Regions from separate parts of the Homo sapiens genome. Here all the other regions are linked to region 3. Evidence: chromatin loops called from intact Hi-C (ENCODE). Cell type or tissue: dorsolateral prefrontal cortex. All regions are shown on one strand. Links, peaks and the distances in the headings refer to the core of each region. The heading gives the core; the rest is flanking DNA.

What was found. Hi-C counts contacts between places; a loop is a spot of excess contacts. Peaks named below come from ENCODE experiments on the same cell type or tissue, not always from the same donor. Only the 100,000 strongest peaks of a DNase experiment are listed, where the experiment ranks them.
Region 1: a loop joins it to region 3, with 8 times the contacts of the local background. A loop is called at or near these places in 58 of 110 quality-filtered maps.
Region 2: it touches region 3 in a loop (4-fold over the local background); 31 of 110 quality-filtered maps call a loop at or near these places.

What each region holds. Positions count from the first base shown.
Region 1 is chr11:131,061,670-131,067,201 of GRCh38, forward strand. No RefSeq gene overlaps it. Among named protein-coding and RNA genes, the nearest start is that of SNX19, 150 kb to the left of the region's middle. In dorsolateral prefrontal cortex, for the core only: CTCF peaks have their summits at 2,896 (motif pointing right) and 3,098; DNase peaks (open chromatin) are centred at 2,892 and 3,170; H3K4me3 peaks cover 335 bases.
Region 2 is chr11:131,244,083-131,249,614 of GRCh38, forward strand. No RefSeq gene overlaps it. Among named protein-coding and RNA genes, the nearest start is that of NTM, 120 kb to the right of the region's middle. RefSeq lists an enhancer at 1,966-2,611. In dorsolateral prefrontal cortex, for the core only: CTCF peaks have their summits at 2,697 (motif pointing right) and 2,901; a DNase peak (open chromatin) is centred at 2,709; H3K4me3 peaks cover 807 bases.
Region 3 is chr11:131,501,391-131,506,922 of GRCh38, forward strand. The region is part of intron 1 of NTM (neurotrimin); the gene reads left to right. Among named protein-coding and RNA genes, the nearest start is that of NTM-AS2, 37 kb to the right of the region's middle. In dorsolateral prefrontal cortex, for the core only: a CTCF peak has its summit at 3,009; DNase peaks (open chromatin) are centred at 2,971 and 3,321; H3K4me3 peaks cover 587 bases; H3K27ac peaks cover 4,072 bases.

The DNA.
Region 1 (5,532 bases), core at 202-5,201, 440 kb before region 3:
CAAGAAAGGGTGACGCAGAGATAAGCTTTTGCTTAAAAAATGTTTATTTGGGGGAAAATGTTATCATCATGATCTTCCAAAACACATTATATTACTAAATGTGTATTGGCATCTACTCTCTTACTTTAAGATGGTTCCAGTTTTTGAAGTAGCCCAAATCCCCCAGATTGTTACCAGAAATTATCAAAAGGAGAAGAAACACATTCACTTCAGCTGATTTTTGTTGTTGTTTATTGGAGATCCAAGGTAGTCAAATTAGCCTCAAGAAGCCCTTCTGAAGTCTAAGAAGGAAAACCAAATTACTGTTCATTTAATGTTTAATTAAATTTATTATAGCTAGTAGGCTGGTTTTAGGCTGTTTATGGTACACTAATGTTAGAATTTTATGCATTCTATGTACACTTGATAGCACATTGGGGTCTCTCGGTATAATCAACATGTACAATATACTCATGCCCATTTTATGTGAGTTGGAACACACCTTTACTATTTTAAATGATTATAGAAGTTTATAGTTATATTTCTCCCCTTAAATTGTTAGTGATGTCTATAATTTATTTGATGCCACATTCTTGATATGGAACTCAATTCCGAATTAGCAATCTTCCTACAGGGAAAATTCTACTTGGTTCATAAAATGCATTTTAGTATGAGATTTCTAGGAATGCGGTTACAAAATGAGGCAACCGTCTGCATTTTCACTAGAGGTAAATGGCGGTTTTTTTTTTTTTAACTAAAGATAAAGATGATAGTTCTTCACATGGAACTGCAAATAAGTGAAAGTGAATACTGATTTCTCCTGACGTTGCGAGCGTTGGTCTTCAGTGCCCTTCCATTTAGAGTCATTCCTTCCCTTACCTTCTGCAAGTGTTTCTACATCAAAAAACAGAGCGGAAAGAAATTTTCGAAAACATCTTGTCCTAGTCTGACCCTGCACGTATAAAAATGCTGAGGTCGGGGTGTCACAAGTGACTTGCCTCGACCTGTGGGGCTGGGAAAGGCGGGAGCCAGGCTTGAATTCAGATCTGAATTCAAACCCGGGATGATTTTTCCTATTCACATTTCTCCTTACTATTGTGGTGAAACTTGAGGAAGCAAGCAGGAGACAGCATATGTTATTTGATACTAAGTCCCTGCTATAGAAATGCCCCTCCCTACTCCCGTCCTCCTCTCCAGGTGTTCTGATGATAATCAATAGTGTTCCAGTTATATTGGGCAATGTCTGGGAAGTTCTAAAGCTCTGCCTAGAAAGGGAAAATGCCATTTGAGTTGCCAGAACAAAATAAATTTGATGGACTCCCTTACCTCTAAGGTACGCTCCTTGTGATAATTACCCCTTTATTCTCTCTGACCCTTCTGGGCCCAAGGCCTCCCATGCCCAGATTAAATGGTTACTATATACTTATTTATGTTCCATCAGCCAATATCCTTCAGCAAGAGTAGCTGCAACCTTGATTTGTTTTCTCCTTTTACAGCGATGTTGCTGGAAGAGGTGGATGGGACATTTAATTTGGCATTAAATTCTATGCTGGTGCATTATCCCCTATGGCAAACAAAAGTGGTGTGGAAGGTTTGCATTTATGATTTTGCTCAGTTCAACTCATTTTTATGCCCAGGGAAGGTTTTTGCTCAAGCTTTTCGTGCTTCTATTGCAGTTTTATTTCTGATTTCATAGAGATGATTTCGTAGAGGGAAACAGTCTGCTTTCCCTTTGTATTCAGACTACCATTTTCCATTTGGAAGTGTTGGCAACAACCTTGTTTCTGCGTGTATGTGCAAAAGAAATAGAATGTTTGAATTTTGAGTTCTCTTCTCAAGGGATGTGGTCTGTGTCAGAGGCAGGCACGACAGGGATACCTTGTATCTGTGAGCTTTTGCCATCCAATGTGCCTGGGAGGGAAAGAGATTCCTCTCAGCTCTTCTTTTCCTGTTTCATTCCCTCCTCTGATTTCATAGTGGATGTTGCAGTGGGGGGTCTACCATCAGCAGGATTCACAACCAACTTGTTCTGTGCTTTAGAGTGATCATCTATGGGATGAGGTTGCCTCAAGGCTTTGCTGGATAGCTGCCAGCCCCGAGACCTGCCAACAGTCCCCTTCTTCTCAAGACCTCACAACACTCCAAATTGCTGCTTTCTCTGCAGAGAAATGCTCTTTGCTCTCTATTTCCTCTTACCGTGGCCCTTTGTCCTCAGCACTCGGCCCGAATTCCTTTCTTCACAAACAATAAAAAGGTATGCCCTCAATTTCTTCCTCCCACCCAAGCATTGACCACATTAGCCCTGTAATCTTTTTTTCTTGGCCCTTGTCTACACTTATTTCCCAGCGTGTCCTTGGTTAGGAGCGGTGTGTGTGTGTGTGTGTGTGTGTGTATAAAGTGAACTGCAGAGGAAGAAAACAAAGAAGGTGCAACAGCGAAAGACTGCAGGGGCAAGCAAGGCTTCTGGAGGGAACTTGGGCCTCACTGCCACTCTCTTGCCTCTTCCAGGGTTTCTTGATCACTGATGTTTCCAAGTTGATATTGGCAGTTTTGAAGAAGCCTTTGTTCTTCATGTATGTGAGAGAAAGGGACTAAAAAGGATAGAAAAACCACAATTGAAGCTGCTAATCCTGAACAGAGCCCGAGGCTGTGGAAGACAAAAAGCACCGTGCAAAATAAATTGCAGAAGAGAAACAAGAAAATTCACAACGGTTTCCTATGCCTGGCCTATTTCTACAATTCTTCTGTTAATGAATATTCGTTTTCTACCTGTAGTTCAGCACACTGTTAGAGGAAGAATCAGTCCTCTAACCACACACAGGCTTTCCCATGCCGGAACATTCCAGTCTTGTATCACTGGGACAGAACCCCCAAGAGCCACAGGGCGAGACACCACAAGTGCTTCCAGCGTCGATCGCTAGATGGAGCCCGTGTTATGCACAAATCCAGCCCCAAGGGTCCTGGGGTAGCTGGTGAAGCCATTAGCTGGAGGGCAGCAATTTTAAAGGGTGGTACTTGATTAAGAGAATCCATTTCTCCTACAGTTAGCCCAGAAGCCCAATTGCTCTTGCAGGTGCTTAAAAATTTTCAGTATGTGGATTCACGTTATTCTCTCTCTCTCTCTCTCTCCACCTTGATCAACTATCGCAGGTCTGGATGAGCTCCACTGGCAGCGCTGGTCCCTCCAGGCATCTCGGCAGTAGCTGGAAGCCCCACATTTGGGGTGAGACTCTCTGGCTTCATGAGCTTGCTGCTTCAGTATAATTAGCTGTCTAACTGCTCACCCACACGGAGCCCATATGTGTGTTACTAATTATGATTTATTTAAAAACTCTCTGTTTGCCATTCTTTGTTCTCTATTTCCTCTTTATTGAAGGGCCGAGGGAGGGATTTGATTTGGAAGCTGTTCTGAATGGTAGGTTTTACCTTCCTTTGCATTTTCTGGACTTTTCCTTCTAGTTTCAAAATCTAGGCAGCTTCTGTACCTAACTCTCAGCATGCTGACCTGCTGCTTGCTACCTCTCCCTCCAGCAACAAAATGTACCAGGACAGGTGTGGTCACAGCATTTAGAAGGAAGTAGCTATTACATAAACGGCCGCATCAACATATCTGCTGCTCCCAAGTCTGTATTTCCAACACAGACATTATACCCAAGCTTCAAACCCATATATACCATTGCTTACTGGACATCTTCACCTAATTGTACACAGGCAGTTCCAACTCAGTGTGTGCAAAACTGGACCCCAAGTCTTAGCCCCAAACTTGTTCTCCTGCTGTACCTCATCTTGTCCAGAGTAGAAACCGCAGATCCTCAAGTCCTCCCTCTCTCTCTCCCTCCATCTTTACCTTCATGTTTGATGGATTTCACTCCCTCCCAGCTCTCTTCCTGTCATGCTTTCTGTTTCCAGCGCTGCTGTTTAAACCAAACCCTCCCATTCCTGCCTATAGCGTGGCAAGGGGCTCCACTTATCTTCCTCTGTCCAGTCCTGAAACTCATATTCCATCCACACCATGGCCAAGCTCATCTACCCAGTACACCATAGGCTCAAGTTCTTCACCTGTTTAAAGCCGTCAAAGACCCCTCACAAGCCTTAGCAGACCTTTCCTGAGAGCATGCTGTCCCTGGCAGGACCCTCATCTCTGGAGGCTGCGCCCACCCCACCTGGTCGCTGCAGCTCCCTCAGGTCACGTTGCCATGTGGCTGCAGCCCCGGAAGGGACTTTCTCTCCCTCCTTGCCTGAATGGGCCCTGTTTACTTCACCCCTCAGCTTGAGCCGAGCCCTATCCCCACAGGTCCATGTTATCTCCTCCTTTGTGTCGCTGCAGTCCCAGAGCATGTTTCTGCCAGGACTGTTGTCACAAGTCCTTGCAATTGCCTCTGCTTGCTTGCCTTCCCCTAGAGACCACAAACTCCACGAGGCCCGCACTGTGCCATGTGACCCACAGGTATCTGCACAGAGTACCTAGAACAGCACCTGCTAGTAGCTCCAGAAACACTTAGTGAATGAACAGAAGCCACTACTAGCATTAGCACTGCAGCGGGGTGGTGCTCATCAATGGCCAGCTGGACTGACTGGTGTTTGCATGTTTAATTATGTGTGTGTGTGTGAGAGAGAGAGAGAAAGAGAGAGAGGGGGAGGGAGGGAGAGAGAAACAGAGAGAAGAGAACTATTTCTGGGGCTCACAGCAGGTCCTCACTTCTCTCCCTTTTAGTTAATTATTATCTAAATGAAGACCTGCAGGGCACATGGCATTTTGCTTGAAGCCTGAGGGAGGTTACCTACAAAGTGAAATATTCATAAAGTATACAGATGTCATACACTACAAATTCATGCCTGAAGGTGAGAAGAATATTTGAGAAAGAGACACCAGAGAACGCAAAGGACTGCTAATGAGAGACTTGTGATCAGGAGCCCTGGATTCCAGACAGACCTTAACTAGTCACCCTCCTGGGACAAGGAGGGGCAGAGGAAACAGAGATGCCCCGGAAGGTCCCTTTGAGCTCGGAAGCTGTTGACGTTGAGACTGGAATGTGGGTGCAGTACTTTGCGAGTGTGGCAGATATGGGGAAGTGCTCAAGGCCATGGAACTGGCTGCCCAGCTGAGGGGTGTCCCCTCAGCAGTCAGCCCCTTCAGGGTTTGTCTCAACTGCAGCTCACATCTGGTGACCGAGCTGGGTGGAGGTTCAGAGGTCCAGCCTCCTCAGCTTGACAGGCGACAACGCTGATGGGCAGTGGTTACTCCAGAGCCCCAGCTGGCTGGCTGAGGCTTATTCAGGTCAACTTCACAGTTGAGCTTCTCCCTCTTCACAATGATTTCTCTGCCCTTGTTTCTGGCAGCATTGGTCCCTGATTGTATATTATGTTATGCCCCACTCCATCTCAGCGTCTGGTGTAGACAACTGAACCTCTGAAGGTGCTAACCTACGATAGTACTAAGATATGGCCTGAAATGCGGCTTTGTAGCTGGATCACTTTCTGATTGGCCAGAGGACTCCTTCATCAGATGTAGGTGAGCAATAGTAAGCTTCTAGCACAAAGTGGGGGTCCAGT
Region 2 (5,532 bases), core at 202-5,201, 260 kb before region 3:
GGACTCAGGACACATTCCTCCCCAGTGCCTCTTTCTTGTCTTCTTGGGCCGACAGCTGGCTGGTTATCACAATCATCTGAGTGCACCCACCTTCTAGGGCAGTCTCCTAGGCTATATTTGGTTAGCTTATTTATGAGGATGTCACATAGGCAGAATCAACAACCTTCCTGTTCTTGAGCTCTAATATGTTTATTGTGTCATCACTTCTACAAGAATCATCTTCCTCTTTGAGACAGGAGTAACCTGGGTGGGTCAGACACAATGTGCTTCTTTCAAAGCCACACTGGTATTTCCCAGCACTCTGCGGTTTGTCTGTCTCCCAATTGATTCTCTTTTGATTTGCCCTGAGAGTCTTTCTCATAGGAAAATCAGGTTTTGTTATCAATCTCTAACTTTCCAAGTCGCCTTCCTGCCTTTTTAAAACATACATTGCATTTATTTGTTTCTTGTGTTTGGAAACCTTATCCAGTCCTTCATGAATTCTCAAAAACAGGATTTGTTGAAACTACAATTCCATCAGTCAGTTTTTAATGACATGTCCACTAAGTTATAAGACTGTGGATGGCAAGGACAATATTTTATTTGATTTTTAAAAAAATTCTCCATGGTGCTGAATACTATGCCCTGGCAGATTAACAGGTGCTTAAAACCTGTGTGAAATGCATCTGCCCAGCCCTGTAAGATTCTAGGTCCTCTGGGAAATACTACAAAATATATTATCTTGTCCAACCTTCTAGGAATTTTCAATTTAGGTGGGCAAGCGAGTCTTACATCCATGAAACTTTTAGAAAATAGTAAATGACAATATGATCAAGGGCCAGAATGGACAATAAAGACTGTGTGTATAATGCTCCAGTAAGTAAGATAATTAACAATGGGATCTTATAGGTGGCTAAACTGGCAATGTACTCCAAATGCAGCTGCAGGCATTGGAGGGTGGGCCTCGATCTGGGCTTTGGAGTCAGACAGATTTGGATTTAAATCTGAGGCTTCTGCAATCAAGTAGCTGTGTGATTCGGACAAGTTGCTTAACCCTTGTAAGCCTTGGGTTACTTATCTGTCATATAGGAATAATCCTACTTCTAATAATGCATTCCTATGAGGATGTAAACTCCAACAGGAAAGAGAGTGCTGTCTCTTTTGTTCACTGCTCTACTCCTATTGGCTAGAAGACCAATGACCATTTGTTGATGCAATCAACCTCACCAGGTTTTCATTAGTTTAGGCAATATACATAAATTAAAAGTTGAATGCAGTGCTGAGCATAATATGTGCTCAATACAATTTTAAAATCATTATTGTAGCTTCACTTGGGTTTGGCAGTACTTAACCTTCTGGCCATGTAATCCTTGAGTTCTGTTTCCTGTAGCAATGAGCCCATAGCAATGAACCTAAGTGCTGATATTCTAAAAGAATATCAGGTCTGTAGAAAGCTGTCCGTATATTCTGACCTGCTTTGTGTATTTCTTCAATTACTTCGCCTTACTATTGTATCTTCATTTGTTTGTTTAAATCTTTTGAATCTGGATTTCTTTGTTATTTTCCTCCAGATTTTGTGACTCACTTGAATCATGTCTTTTTCCATTGCCTCTCTGGCATCTTGATAGTTGTAGGTGATTTTCTTATGAAAGACCAGTGCCCACTGTGAGGCCATGGGACACAGCCCGAAGCCCTTTAGCTCCTGGATAACTAGCTAATAGTTCCCTAGAAGGAATGCCCTCAGGCTTCCTGAGGACTGGAATGACTCCTTGGCAGAGGTGAAGCATTTTTTAATCTATCTGAGTTATTTAAAGTTTAAGACAGGGATAACCTACACGAGAGACTATTTTCTTGAAGAATACAGACTTGGGGTCCAGGCTCTGCTATTTGCTAGATTTACAACTTTGGAGAAATTAACCTCTTTGGTTTTCCATTTCTTTTTCAGTTAAACTGTGGTGAAAAAATACCTATCAAATAGGGTTATGGTGAGTGTTAAGAAAACCGATGTGTGCAAAGCACATATATATTTTGTTTTTATTTTTATTTTGTCTGTTTCATGTTTTCAGAAACCATGATCAAAGCATTCATAAGTTCTCCAAAAGGGTTCCATTGGTCCTCAAAGCACTTTTCACACATAAAGAGGAGGATGCTCAAAGAACTAATTTCTTGCAACTGACCTCTAAGTGTGGCTAGTACTTTCAGGCACTGCAGGGGGCTGGCTGCTGTAAAGGATACCAAAGACTGTGGAATTCACACTCTAAGGAGCCAAGACTAACAGGAATACACGAGACTACAGTGAGCAGCACAGATAGCAGTTAATGAGAGCTCAATTAGGTGGTGCAAAAACCTAAGTGCTGAGAGGAAGGTCAATGACAGCTGGGTGCGCTAGAAAGGGTTTGACTGCAGATGCTCTGCAGGCTTCCCCAGCCCTTGAAAAAGTACACTTGAGGGAGGAGATAGGATGAGGCTTTTGTTGGCAGCGTACTGAAAAAAAAAAAAAAAAAGATTTTCTTGGAATCAGCCCCACCAGATGACTTAGGGATACTATAAAAATGAGGCCATACTCGCTACCTGGAAGTCAAGAGACCTCAGCAGCCCAGGAGAAGGCCATGGTGGGAGCACACGAAGATTAAGCTGGGACCACCTGTAGTGGCAAAAATCAATACCTAACACTCAATGCCCAGATGCAGATGGGGTTCTGGCCGTCAGGGGGCACTGTAGCAGAAGCCCTGGAGCCCCAGCTGTGCGTAGTCAGGGCCACTGCGTTTCAGGACTCCAGGGAGTGCCGTTCCCGTCGCGTACACTGGGAAGGTGCCACCTAAAGTCGGCACAAAGTGGCGGCCCCGAGTGTAGCTCATCCTGCATGATAGTGTCTTCTCCAGTCAATATAAACCCTGGGAAGATGCCACGTGTAGTGAAATATTCCTGCAAACTCTATCGACACATGTCAGTTTTCCTCGATCAGCACAAGAGGAGTGTTCAATAAAACAGCGTATAAGGTTAATTACCAGGGCATTCCACATAGTGCGATCACTTTGTTAGTATCACAACCTTTTATATGTCATGTGTGACAACACTGCAAAGTGGTTTGTACTGTTCATTAATTGTAACTTGGAACTTCCTTCATTTGAAAGTGGTCATTTATAGGCACACGTCCTCCAGATCCTGAGTAGGTGGAGATTGTTTTAAAAGGGGGATGGGGGTGACAGTTTCCCCACCTGTCTTCACTAACATGCTTGCTTTTTAATTTTTTTCTTTCTTCCTTCTCTTTTGTCTTTATCCTTCGCTTTCTTTCTCCTTTCCTTCTTCCTTCTGTTGACAAAGGTGAAATGAGTAAGATGCCTTTTAAGGAGCTCTGGGTGAGTGCACTACCTTCTACTCTAGAAAAATAGAATGAAAATGGGCTGGCTGCAGAAACCAGGAACTTGTCTGATCCCTACGTGTATTATTCCCTTTTCCTTGTTCTATGCTATTTCTCATGCTGCCTTTGTGCTTTTGATTCCTGACTTTTTTTTATGGATTTTGTATATGCTGGAATTCAGAGGCTTTCAACATTTTTTTGACTGAAGCCCTGTATGAAATAGATTTTATAGCTTCAGCTCAGAACACACACAGAACTATACACTCACATACTCACATAACAAACAAAAGAATCACTGAATAACATTTAATCTTAAGATGGAGGATGTACTCTGACATTTTATATTCTAATCTGTCTTTTCCTATTTTATTTCATCTATTCAATTTCACTTACAAAAACACTCAACCATAGCTCACTAGATTTATTTCATAGCTAATTAATGGATCATAATTGATAATTTGAAAAACTGTTTTAAATGATTATTAACTCCTGAATTACTCCTGTCTCTTAGTGGTCTTTCATTCCTACCCAATTTCAGCATATGCTTGATTGGATTATTTTCTTGAAATCCAAATGGTGACACCGATAGCATAGATTAAAGAGCAGATAAAAAAATACAAAAGAGCATGCAAACAAGTTTGAAGTACATTAAGTTGGTCTAAAAAGCTTGAAATCTCACATTTTATTCAATATTTTAAAAGGTTTTTCCTTATAGTATTGTAATCTCTACCTGTATGTGAAGAAAATCCTGACAGGCTCATGACATTTTTGCTCACTGTTAAGCAGGTATACACACTGGCCAGTCAGAATGAACACAGGCAGTAGGCAATCTCTGTGACAGTACTGTGGCTGGCTGGTTCAATACCAGATTAGTTCTTAAGCAACAGATCTTCTATTTAAGTTACAAATGCAATCTGAGTTTGGAAATTAGAATATGCAGTCTAGGATTTTCATCACCATTCTGAACTGAATTTAACATTAAATCAACCCTGCACCAGTGTGACAGTAACCTTCCTCCCAACCCCCTTGGAACTTGAAGACAGCCTCTGATGGGGCTGGGCAGAGGAACCTAGGAGGAAGGATGGTCACAGGAATAGGGGCGTCCTTCCCTTCCCCGTAGAGCAATCAGGCCCTGGCAGCTGAGGAAAGGTGCATGTTCATGGCAAAACAACAATATGAGGTCCCACGGATCCTCCTTGCCATTGTATTTCTCTCACACTCTGGCGGGAGCCTTCTTGGGCAAGACTCAAAGGAGGTCAGGCCCAGCTCTCTTGCTCTGGCATGGCCATGCCTGAGTGTAGGAAGCATTGCTCACTCAGATTAACTGGGAGTGCAGGCTAATTGGGGCCACCTTCCTATTCCACCTTTCCCTGTGAGTCAGGTTCTGGCCACTTGCCCTGACACTGACCACTAGAAACTCAGCCTTACAACCTCTCTTGGGAAAAGAAGGAAGCTCCTCCACCCACTACCCCCAGGGGCTGAGTCTGAAAGCACAGTGATAGCTATTGGTAAAGGAAAACCCATCATATCCTCCCTTGACCCTTTATGTCCTGAAAGCAGGAAAAGTGTAGCACTGTACAGAGTTTTTATTAATTTCCTTGTGTAATCTACACTGTCTGACCACTTACTTTGGAATTTTCTACCTACTGCATCTTGGCATCTCTGCTATAACTTCAATTTTTCTATCTTGTCATTCTGTGAAGAGCATTTAAAGTTACATGTGACTATGAAGAAAACATAACGGAATTTTTTGGGGCATTGTAACTCTTTGTATTATTGTAAGCCAGGTCAAATTAATTAATTTCAAATTCGTCAATTGCATTTGCATCACTTAATTATATCTTTCTTGACAATAGATCTGTTGTATTTTTTTCTTTACAAAATTCATGTAAACTTGTTTCAGAATAATCCTTTTATATTTAGGATTCACTACTAAAATAACAGCAAAATGAAATCTGCAGCTCACTCTTTTCAGTCTTCACAAATGAAATCTTAAAGTAGATATTCCAAAAAAGGAGACTGGGTAGCCTTCTGCTCAGTTACCATAATGGGACTTGGAGGGTCAGGGAAGTTCAAGATAAAAATCCCCACTCCCAAATTATTTGCCACACCCAACTTCGTCAAGCTAAGTATGAAGTAAGGGGAGGAAAAGGGAAGGCAGCTGCCAGTCATTGCAAGCTGTCATAACGAAG
Region 3 (5,532 bases), core at 225-5,224:
AGGGGAGAATGTTCCAGCCAGGAGAAGGGGTTGAGGACATGTTTGAGAATTGCTCCTGGGCTGGAGCCTGGGTGTGAGGAGGAACATGCAGGAGATGATGCTTAGAGACCTCAGGCTCTATTCTGAGCATACTGGGAGCTACTGGAGGGTCTTCAGGAGAGGGAAGCTGTGATCTGATTTATATGTTCAAAAGGTCAGGCTGGCTGCTTTTTAGAGAGACCAATGACAATATTTCTGCTAGTCCAAGTAAGAAACGATGGCAAAGGGGGCTGTTGCAGTGAAAGCAATGCAAAATTGGGTAGATCTTGAGTGTGCTGTAAAGGTCCAGTTACAACAGCATTTGTTGCAGAGTTGGATATGGAGGGAGTTAGAGAAAGCAAAATCACTGGCGATTGCAAGGGTTTTGGCCTGAGCAACTGGTTGGATGGTGACACCATTTATTAAGATGGAGAATACCAGAGGAAGAGAAGGTATGTATGTGTGTGTGAGTGTGTGTGTGTGTGTGCACATGTGATCAATGGATGAGCCTGGAATCAACAGTTCTGGTATGAAAGTGTTAAGTTTGAGACATCTGTTAGACTTCCAACAGAGATGTCACAGAGGTGACTGGGTCTATGAGTTTGGAGTTCAAGGGAATGGTGAGGCTGGAAACATCAGCCTGTAGATGGTATTAAAGTGCCCAACTAGATGAGTGCTCACAGAGAGAGTGTGGAGACAGGGCGTGCTGCTGAGGTCCCAATGTCTGTGTCCCCTCAACATTCCCATGTTGAAATCCTCACCCCCCAGAGGATGGAGTTTGGAGGTGTGGTCTTTAGGAGGTGATTAGGTCATGGCAGAGAGGCCTCATGAAGGCATCATGATTGCTGCCCTTATGAAGGAGCCTCGAGAGAGAGAGAGTCCTTGCTGCTTGAACCAGGACGTGGGATCTCACTGGACATGGAATCTGTTGGCACCTTAATCATGGACCTCTAGCCTTCAGAACTAGGAGAAATCAGTTTCTGTTGTTGAAGACACACAGGTTATGGCATTTGGTTAGAGCAGCCAAAACTGACCAAGACCTGGAGATCTGGGAAAAAAGGGAGAAGAGACCAGAAAATGAGGCTGAGGGGAGGCAGGAGCTGGGAGCGGGGGAAAGTGCTATCACAGAGGCAAGTTGACGAGGGGTGCAAGAGAGTGAGGAGTCGGGGCCCATGCTGCTGCATTCCCCGGCGTCTCTGGCATCCTGACCCACACCCCAGGCTGACGTGGATGCATATCGCTCATTGCCTGCTCACACATGTCAGGCATTTGCTTGTTGTTGAAGTCATCGTCTGTAACTAAAACGTAGCCTCCAAAAGGCAAGGACTTTTGCCTCCCTTGTTTATTGACAGATAGATGTATCCTTGGCACCCAGGACCAGCCCGGCACATCAGAGCTGTGTAACACAGCATCTGATCGAATGCTTTTGTTGCCTGAGTGCAGGGTGGAGGACGAGAGACCTGAGATCAACCTTGGCTTTGGCAGGGCAGAAGTCATCATATCCATGGCGAGATGTGATTCCCTCTGGCTGATGGAGATCAAATCCTCACTGGATTCTGTTCAGGAGACAAGGGAAGATGAGGAAGTACAGACAGAGGAAACAGACAACTTTCTCAGGGAGGTTTATGGGTCAGAGAGGAGAGGGACTGCAGTCAGGGTCAGGGAGGCCTTGGCTGTTGCCTCTTTATCTCCAGATGAGAGGAAATAAAGACATTTGTGTGCAGAGTGTGCATGCCCACAGGAACTCTCCAGTAAGGGGAGCCGTTGATGATGAGGGTACAAAGGAATGAGAGCTGATGTCCTGTGCCTGGGGGAAGGTGTGGAGGACTATGCAATCCTGTGCACAGGTAAGGGGCTGTCTGCAGGTAGACCAGCTTCACTCAGCAGAAATAAGAGGAGAGGTTAGAGCAGGAACATGCAGGGTAGATCTGGGGAGGATAAGGTTGAGTGTTGCAGTTTCCATCTGATTGTTTCTGGCTCTGCAGTAATGTAAGAAGTGAGGTCCTCACCGAGGAGGGTCAGAGACAGCAGAAGGTGGAGGAAAGGAGAGCAGGTGCACCAGGAAAACGGACTGGGATCATTGGGTCGTGTCAAGTCCACTTCATATTTGAGGTTACAATTTTTTTTTTTTTGAGACAAGGTCTTACTCTGTTGCTCAGGCTGGAGTGCAGTGGCACAGTCATGGCTCACTGTAGCCTTAACCTCCCAGACTCAAGCAATTTTCCCACCTCAGCCTCCCAAATAGCTGGGACCACAGGCACACTCCACTATGCCTGGCTAATTGTTTCTCTTTTTTTTGTAGAGAGAGTCTCACTGTGTTGCTCAGCCTGGGCTCAAGTGATCCTCCTTCCTTGGCCTCCTAAAGTGTTAGGACTACAGGTGCGAGCCACCACGCCCCACTGAGGTTATACATTTAAACTTAAGCTAAGTGGCAGGGTTGTGCGTGTTTCTTTAATCCATTTGGCTTCTCTATTAGAGGTGAAGTTAACTGGGGTAGGAATTAACTCAGATGCCATCACCAACCCCTACACTGACTACCTTTGTTAGGGTCATTAGTGCTTTAAGGCCAGGCGGGTCAGAGCATGAAGTCCAAAGACATGGCCTTATAAGAATTGGATTCCAGAAAAGGTGCTGATCCAGCTGTCTCTGACCCACACTTCTGAGGACTGCTCATCCAGGGCTCCCTGGCCCCACCAGCTTCCTCCAGGCCCCTGCTTCTGGACACTGTGGCTTGTCCCTCCACATCCCCCTGCCAGTCCCCTTTGAGCCCCACCAGCCACCTCTGTCCTCACCCTTCCTATCTCTGTCTCGCACAGCGCATGCCTGAATTCAGCCTGTTTGGGTTGCCTGTTCCCACTCTGACTTGCAAATGCAGACCCCTTGGGCTCACATTCTGGAGAAAACATAAACACCTCTCCTCTGTTGGCATGGGGATACCCTCAAATTTGGTGGCTCTCGGCTGCCCCCACCTGCCATAAATCAGATAGGACCGCAGCTACCCAGCTCAGCCCTGGTAAACCCCTTGGGGCTTGGCAGGAATGGCTTTCCCGGATCGAATTTCTTGGCAGAGAATTGGAAGGGATTTAAAATAACTGAGCACACCATACCACCCGTTTCCAGCTCCAAATAGAATTTGGAGTCCATTTCACACAGCGCTGGGGTTCTCTCACCCACAGATGGTGTTACCAAAATTGTGTGTGCTGCTGCTCTGTTTGTCTCTAGGCTTGTCTACCTCGACCTGCACTGCTGGCCTTTCCAAACTCTTCCTGGCCTGCGTGCTCCATGGCCATCTGGGTGTCAGCGTGCCCTCACATGTCTGTCAGCTGCCAGACTCCCTGGATCTCTGTCTATTGATTGATCTGTAAATTTCCCGCACTGTGCATCCATCAGCCGTCCACCCCCTCCACTCCTCCTGCATGCACATATGCCTGCCTGCACCCCGCTCCAGCCTGGAGGAAGCTTTCTCTCCTCTTTTGGCAATTGGCGGTCATGTCTCAGAATCCACAATATGTTGATTCTTTTCAGAATCAACACACCCTCTCCTCCGCACTATCTGACCTGGCTGGACAACAGGCAGAGGCTGTTGACATGAGTTGAGGGTGCTGCTCTATACCACAGTGGGGTATACTGCAGGGGAAAGAGGTGTGGTCTCAGAGTCATGAAACCTACCTTCTACTTGACCATTGGGAAGTCACGAATCTCTGAGTCATTCTCCTCATCTAAGAAATAGGGGTAATATTACCTGTCCCACAGGAGTGGTTTGAGGATTTGATGATGTCTCTGTGAAGCTCAGCTCACAGCACAAAGTAGGGATTTAAAAATGCTCTTTAATCTGTGGTCTATGGTAACTATCAAACAAGTAATGCTAACAACGATCATTTATTGAATAATTATTCTCAGTGTGTTAAGGACTTTATATATTTCATTGTGTTTAATTTTTGTAAGACTTAATGACTTTGATCATCAAAGTATGGTTCCCCAAACAGCAGCCTCAGCATTACCTGGGAATAGTTACAAATGCTGAATCTCAGTCTCCATCACCAAGCGTTTTCCATCAGAATTGGCATTTTAACAAGATTCCCAAGATGTTGAAAGTGACATCCTGCGATTATTTACCCCCTTTTCACAGGTGAGGACACTGAGACCTAAACTGGGTGCATAATTTGTCCTGGATCACACAGCAGGCAGCTGGCAAATCTAGGTTCTAAAACTGGCTTCCCAGATATCAGTCCTTCACCACCATGGCAGAGTGTGTTAATCAGTGTTCACACTCACGCACATGCTCACACCCACGGAAAGGACACGGTGGCCACTCAGCAGGTTCGGAGCCCATGATCCGAAATGCCCAGGGTGCAGAAGACCCAACCCAGTTGAGAACTATCTTCTCCTTCCCCAGAAGGAAGTGCAGCAGCAGGAACATGAGAATGCAGGCTTCTGTTTAACTAGCTGTGTGATCCCGCGCAAGTTACTTCACCTCTCTGGGCCTCTATTTCTTAGATTTACAAAGTGGGATGATTTGCCCAGATGTAACAGTGTGCCTCTGTTATTGCCCTTTTGTCTCGTTGGTGATTCTGTTTTGACAATCATACCCATAAGAAGCCTGTTGGTGTTTCTGTCTGATGTCAGTTATCACTCCGGGAATGGAGTTAGGATGAGGGGGAGAGAGAAGAGGATGTAAGAGGTTGTAAGGGAATGGTTGAATTAAACCTGGCTTTCCTTAAAATGACTCATTCTCAAGCATAGACAAATCAGGGAGGCCTGTGTCAATTACTCCTTGTGATTATTCCCGAGCCTATTTGTGGAACTCCAGGCCCTTTCCGTACCTCATTCGGAGGGCTTTTCTCAGGGGGTTTATGGACCAAGGACATCTGGTGCCTGAGGCTTTATGTCTGTTGGTGTGATCATCCAAACTGGGGAAGGGCCTATAACACTCCAAATGCTGGTGCCCGAATATCTTTAATTCCTTCTGAAGGGTCGGGGTTATTTCTCCATCGGGAGCACTAATGGGATTCTAATACCCTGGCAAATGGGATTTTTTACAACTGCCATTCTGCAGTTACTGAGATGGCGTGTCGCTGGGACAGCCCTATAAATCCTGTCAACTCACTCTGAGGAGGAGGCGGCCACAGGGAGAGGTGGCTGCTTCCAGTGCTGGCAGCCTGGGGGGCCCTCTGAGGGGTGTCCAGGTTCTAGTTCTCAGGATGAGTTACTATCTTTGCCAGGGAGAGATGGTAAATCATGGGAATGGGGCAGGGCACAGCCCTAGGGCCTCAGAGAAGCCACAGGAGTTTGATGGGAAGGAGGCAGTAGGCCCCTGGGAAAAGTGCTCTTCACTTCCTCTCCTTTTGCAGTTTGGTTTTCCAAGGCCTCTGTCTCTGAGGGCTCATGGACACAAGACCTAAGGATATCTACCAAAAGCAGGTACCTCTGTCCTTTTAATTCCAGGGGAACAGGGCCCAGAGAAAAACTCACGGTAGATATTAAGGAAAAGGAAAATGCAATACAGCCCATCTT